Regions from separate parts of the Homo sapiens genome. Here region 2 is linked to region 1. A link is an interaction called in ENCODE POLR2A ChIA-PET data of the cell type or tissue named here. Cell type or tissue: CD4-positive, alpha-beta T cell. All regions are shown on one strand. Each heading gives the region's core, and the rest is flanking DNA. Links, peaks and the distances in the headings are about the cores only.

Region 1 (2,921 bases), core at 314-2,813:
CCAAGTGATTTAACAACCAAGTTGCTTATAGTGAACTACCACATAGATCTTAGATTTGGCCACAAAAGAATGGAAAGATAAGGTCGGGAGCCTGTAATCCTAGCACTTTGGGAGGCTGAGGCAGGCAGATCACAAAGTCAGGAGTTTGAGACCAGCCTGACCAACGTGGTGACACCCCATCTCTACTAAAAATACAAAAATTAGCCGGGTGTGGTGACGCATGCCTGTAATCCCAGCTACTCAGGAGGCTGAGGCAGGAGAATCACTTGAACCTGGGAGGCAGAGGTTGCAGTGAGCCGCGATCATGCCACTGCATTCTAGCCTATGTGACAGAGTAAGACTCCGTCTCAAAAAAAAAAAAAAAAAAAAAGAATGGAAAGATAGCAGTGATTTTTCTATGGAAATATACTCAATTCTCCAAGATAAACTTATCTTTCTCACATGGTTTTAACTTAGAATTGGCTTAAAATTGACCTTTCTTCCCCCATATCAAATTACCTTGCGAAATGCTGACATAAGAGGTGTGATTTTCCGGTTATCTGCTGCATCCACATCAGCACCTGCTTGCACTAGCAACTGCACAACATCAAAATGACCTCCATTGGATGCCAGCCAAAGTGGCGTATTTCCCTTTTTGTTACGAACATCAATGTGGGCTCCCCTGTAAACAAGGCATATTAATAGTTTGTTTCCTGTAAGAAGAGGCTGGCTTTTTCTAGTTTTCTCTATCTTCTTCTTTTACAAAATAACTTGCAAATAATCTTTTCTTAACAATATCAATAAAGTAAAACAATGTTATTAACTTTAAAAGCTCTGAAAAGTGAAAATGACCATGAGAAGTTCTACATATAATAGAAAAGTACTCACCTATGAATCAGGAGTTCACAAAATTTGTAGTGACCTTTGTCTGCTGCTATTGTTAAAGCAGTATCTCTTGAGGAAGGCACAGGGGGAGCATTAACATCTGCTCCTTTATCAAGAAGAACTCTTCCAACCTCTGCATACCCTCCAGAAGCTGCTTCCATCAAGGGGGTAAGACCCGTCTGTTTAAACCAATAAATTATGCAACTAAGTTACATTTCTTTTTTTAACTATTCCGTAGACCAAAACTAAGCTACATAATTTCTTTAAAAACCTGAGGCAATTAACTTTTAAGACAATTCTAGTTCTGATTAGCTCTCATAAAAGAGCTAAGCAATATTTTGCCTTGAATTTTACTAAACAGCAGTAGAAATTGTTAGATTCAGACGTGCTAGAATGAACTTAAAACATGTTATCTCATGCTAAAAACAATTCTGTAACTTCTATACTTTTGTGAATTTACTCAGATAATTTCTTTGCATAATGAATAGAGATATTAAAAATAAGTAGATTAAAATCACTTTATAAATTTTTTGCATATGTGCCTTTGGTACGTTAGTCTCCAACATTTTTTCAAAGGACATTTCCTACTGGTACTATCCAAAATAACACAGATTTCTCTAGGACCTTTAATGGATGAGTGGCACACAATGAATACTTGTAATAGAAAAAGACAAATTGAATGACAGGAAAGACTCATTTCTCTTTGTGTGGTAAAAAGCCAAGGAAAAACTACACTTCCTCATTACTTAGATTAAAAGAATGTAAATGTTGCACTAAACTTTAAGAAGTAAAAGGAATTTCAGGGAAGAAGTACGAGATTTCCAGTCAAATCTTTCCAATTTCAAATGAGCACTAGATTCTCTGTTGACTAATTATTAAAAATTCTACCCAACCTACGTCTTTCCAGAGTTCTAAGAACCTTGCAGTTCTAAGCAAAGAAATTCAAGCCAATGACATACTAACTCCTATTTTCTTTCCTCTGTGTGTGTTTCCTGCATCTATGGAGATTATCTTATGACTTTTCTCCTTTATTCTTTCTTTTTTGTGGGGGCGGGGGGTGGGATGGAGTTTCTCTCTTGTTGCACGGGCTGGAGTGCAATGGCGTGATCTCTGCTCAGTGCAACCTCCACCTCCCAAGTTCCGGTGATTCTTCTGCCTCAGCCTCCTGAGTAGCTGGGATTAAAGGCGCCTGCCACCACGTCCAGCTAATTTTTTGTACTTTTAGTAGAGACGGGGGTTTCACCATATTGGTCAGGCTGGTCTCAAACTCCTGACCTCATGTGATTCACCTGCCTAGGCTTCCCAAAGTCCTGGGATTACAGGAGTGAGCCACCGCGCCCAGCCTCCACTAACTCCTATTTTCTTAATACCAAATAGTCATGAAACTGTCAAAATCTGCCATGGTCAAATTAGATGTTAGCTGCCCTAATTTTATAACTTGTGAATTAAATTTTTGCTTGGGATTTTTACAATGATAAGCACATACCTCATTAAAGGTGTTCTTTAAAAGTCTACAGTGTAAGAGTTAATACAAAATAATCTTACTACATTCAAAAGTTGTAAGCTGCAGTATTAATAGAAAGCTACTCAAGGCTGAGGTTGGGAAAAGTACTAATTCTGTTTTCTTCATTGTCCTTAATAAAAGTCATGATGGTGACAGTATGTCACTCACTATTATACAGCATAATCCCTCAACTCTGCATTGGTATCAGTTTTAATTTATGATAATTTAAAATATTATATTCAATTTGCGTTAAAATGCCATGTTCTTTCTACAGAAATGTATCTGAAATAGTTGACAAGTAAAAAATGCTTACCTTTGCCCTATGTTCAACATTGGCTTTTCGGTCCAGAAGCAAACTCACTACTTCTGCTCGGCCCTGGAAACAGGCCAGGGTGAGAGCCGTGTTCCGATTGGTCTCTATTTGGGCATTAATGTCTGAACCCATATCGAGCAGCAATTTTACTGCAGGAACATGTCCATTCATTGCAGCCAACATCAGGGGAGAAATACCTAGTTTACTCCCAGTCCTAAAGGGGGAAATGTGCTTAGAAAA
Region 2 (2,921 bases), core at 134-2,633, 100 kb before region 1:
TAATAGTAAAAGACTGCTTTTGCCTTAAGATCAGCAACAAAACAAGGATGTATTTTCTCACCACCTCTATTCAACATTGTACTAGAGGTTCTTGCCATGAAAATTAGTAAAAGAAATAAATGGCATCCAGGTTGAAAAGCAGGAAGTAAAATGATGTCAATTCACAGATTATATAATCACATATATTAAAAACTCCTAGTGATTCACTAAAATACATGAAAACTAATCAGCAAGTTCAGCAAGATTGCAAAATACAAAATCAATATACAAAAATCTATTGTATGTCAATACACTTAGAATGCACATTCTGAAAATTAAATTAAGTAAACAACTCTGAGCAGGTGTGGTAGCTCATGCCTGTAATCCCAGCACTTTGGTTGGCTGAGGCGGGAGAAGTGCTTCAGCCCTGAAGTTCATGACCAGCCTAGGCAACACAAGGAGACCATTGTTCCTACTAAAACTTTCTGTTTGTTTGTTTGAGACAGAGTCTTGTGCCGTCGCCAGGCTGGAGTGGAGTGGCATGATCTCAGCTCACTGCAACCTCCATCTCCTGGGTTCAAGCAATTCTCCTGCCTCAGCCTCCTGAGTAGCTGGGACTACAGGCACATGCTGCCACGCCTGGCTTTTTTTTTTTTTTTTTTTTTTTTAGTAGAAATGGGGTTTCACCATGTTGCCCAGGCTGGTCTCAAACTCCTGAGCTCAGGCAATCCGCCCACCTCAGCCTCCCAAAGTGCTAGGATTCTGGGCGTGAGCCACTGTGCCCAGACTGTTCCTACCAAAACTTAAAAAAAAAATTAGCCAGGCATGGTGGCTTGCACCTGTAGTCCCAGTTACTTGGGAGGCTGAGGTGGGAGGCTCACTTGAGCCCTGGGGCTTGAGGTTGCAGTGAGCTATGATAGTACCACTGCATTCCATCCTGGGTGACAGTGAGACTCTGTCTCAAAAAAAGAAAAAAGAAAAAAATTCCACTTGCAACAGCAGCAAAAAGAATAAAATGTTTAGGAACAAATATAACAAAAGAAGAGAAGAGCAGACTTACACTCTTAAAACTACAAAATGTTGTTGAAAGGAATTAAAGAAGATCTAAGTAAATGGAATAATATCCCATGCTCATAGATCTTATGATTGTCAAGATGACAATTCTCCCCTAATTCACCTACAGATTCAATGAAATTCTTTTTTTTTTGGTGTGTATGAGATATTGCATTATGATTAGAAATCATTTCCAGCACTTGCTTCTATGCCTGTTGCCCCATGCCCGAGGTAGGGGGCTTGGATCCAGGACAGGGTGTGGTCCTGCCCGGGGGTGGGTCCCAAACAGATGAACAGACTGGACCTCCCCTCCTTTCCAATGCCAGGGAGGCTGCTGAGGAGGACCACAAGTTCCATAATAAAATAAAGATTTTATTATGCTCACAGGGGAGGGTGGCTCATTCCTTGTGGGCAGCTGCTTTCCTCTTGGCGGCCAGGATGTTGCTCAGCTCCTCCTGCTTCCTGTTGGCACAGATGTGTGTCCCCACCCTTTTCTTGATGAACTTGAGGGCCCAGTTGTCCTTAGAAACCTCAAGCAACTCCATGGCATGCCGCTCGTTTGGGGCAAAGCCATACCCCTTTCAGGCCAGGTCTGCACAAACTCAGTGTTCTTGGTGAGGTGCCCATGGTGGTGGCGACTGAGCCTGGGCTTTCTCCTTACCCCATCATTACCTGGGCCCTTGCTGAGACCCCAGTCATGGGGTGGCACAGAGCCATGGCTACTCCTTTTCAATCTCAATGAAAGTCTTATAAGAATCCTAGCTGGTTTCTTTATAGAAATTGACAAGCTAATTGTAAAGTTTATATAGAAGTTCAATGGGTGCAGAATAGATAAAACAACCTTGTAAAAGAAGAGCAAAGTTGGAGGACTCACACTTCCTGATTTCAAAACATTATTGCAAAGCAACAGTAACTAAGACAGTGTGGTAGTAGCATAAGGATAAGCAGACAGATCAATGGAATAGAAGTGAGAGTTCAGAAATATACCCACATGTCTATGGGAAACTTATTTTGACAAGGTTGTCAAGAACATCCAGTAAGGAAACACTAGTTTCAACTAATGGCAAAGGGACACCTGGATATCCATATGCAGATGTATGAAGTTGGACCCTTACCTCAAATCATATACAAAAATTAATTCCACATTAATTGATTACCTAAATGTAAGAGCCAAAACCATAAAGCTCTTAGAAGAAAACACAGAAACTAATCTTTGTGGCCTTTGATTTAGCAGTGGATTATTAGATATGACTCCAAAAGCCTGAGCAACAAAATAAATAATAATAAACTGGAATTCAAAATTAAAAGCTTTTGTGCATCAAAAGGCATTACCAAATAAAGTGAAAAGACAACCTACAAAATGGGAGAAAATGTTGCAAATTATATACCTGGTAATGGTTTACTACCCAGAGTTTATATAGGATTCCTACAACTCGGCAACAAAAAGGCAAACAAATCAAGTAAAAATATGGGAAAAGGGCTTGAATAGCCATTTCTCCAAAGGCACACAAATGCCTGAAAGTCCATGAAAAGATGCTCAACATTATTATTCATTAGTAAAATACCAAAAACAAACAGGCAAATTAAAACCTGGGCAAAGAACTTGACTGAACATTGCCACAAAGAAATTATAATAAATGACTAACAAACATAAGAAAAGATGCTCAAAATCATTGGCCATTAAGGTAATGCAAACCAAAAACACAATGAGAGGCTGGGCGCAGTGGCTCACGCATGTAATCCCAGCACTTGGAGAGGCCGAGGCGGGCAGATCATTTCAGGTCAGGATTTCGAGACCAGCCTGGCCAACATAGAGAAACCCTGTCTTTACCAAAAATACAAAAATTAGCCAGGCCTGGTGGTGAGTGCCTGTAATCCCAGCTACTTGG

What was found. Peaks named below come from ENCODE experiments on the same cell type or tissue, not always from the same donor. Only the 100,000 strongest peaks of a DNase experiment are listed, where the experiment ranks them.
Region 2: POLR2A ChIA-PET joins it to region 1 with 5 read pairs; 2 of 35 experiments call an interaction of 5 or more read pairs at or near these places.

Annotation. Positions count from the first base shown.
Region 1 is chr5:140,507,759-140,510,679 of GRCh38, reverse strand. It overlaps ANKHD1-EIF4EBP3 (ANKHD1-EIF4EBP3 readthrough), which reads right to left. Exons shown (of 36, transcript NM_020690.6): 20 at 2,682-2,895; 21 at 868-1,043; 22 at 499-661. It overlaps ANKHD1 (ankyrin repeat and KH domain containing 1), which reads right to left. Exons shown (of 34, transcript NM_017747.3): 20 at 2,682-2,895; 21 at 868-1,043; 22 at 499-661. Among named protein-coding and RNA genes, the nearest start is that of EIF4EBP3, 38 kb to the left of the region's middle. In CD4-positive, alpha-beta T cell, for the core only: no CTCF peak of the experiment used is centred there; no DNase peak of the experiment used is centred there.
Region 2 is chr5:140,607,913-140,610,833 of GRCh38, reverse strand. It overlaps a transcript of TMCO6 not described here and the pseudogene RPL36P11. Among named protein-coding and RNA genes, the nearest start is that of CD14, 24 kb to the left of the region's middle. In CD4-positive, alpha-beta T cell, for the core only: no CTCF peak of the experiment used is centred there; a DNase peak (open chromatin) is centred at 1,483.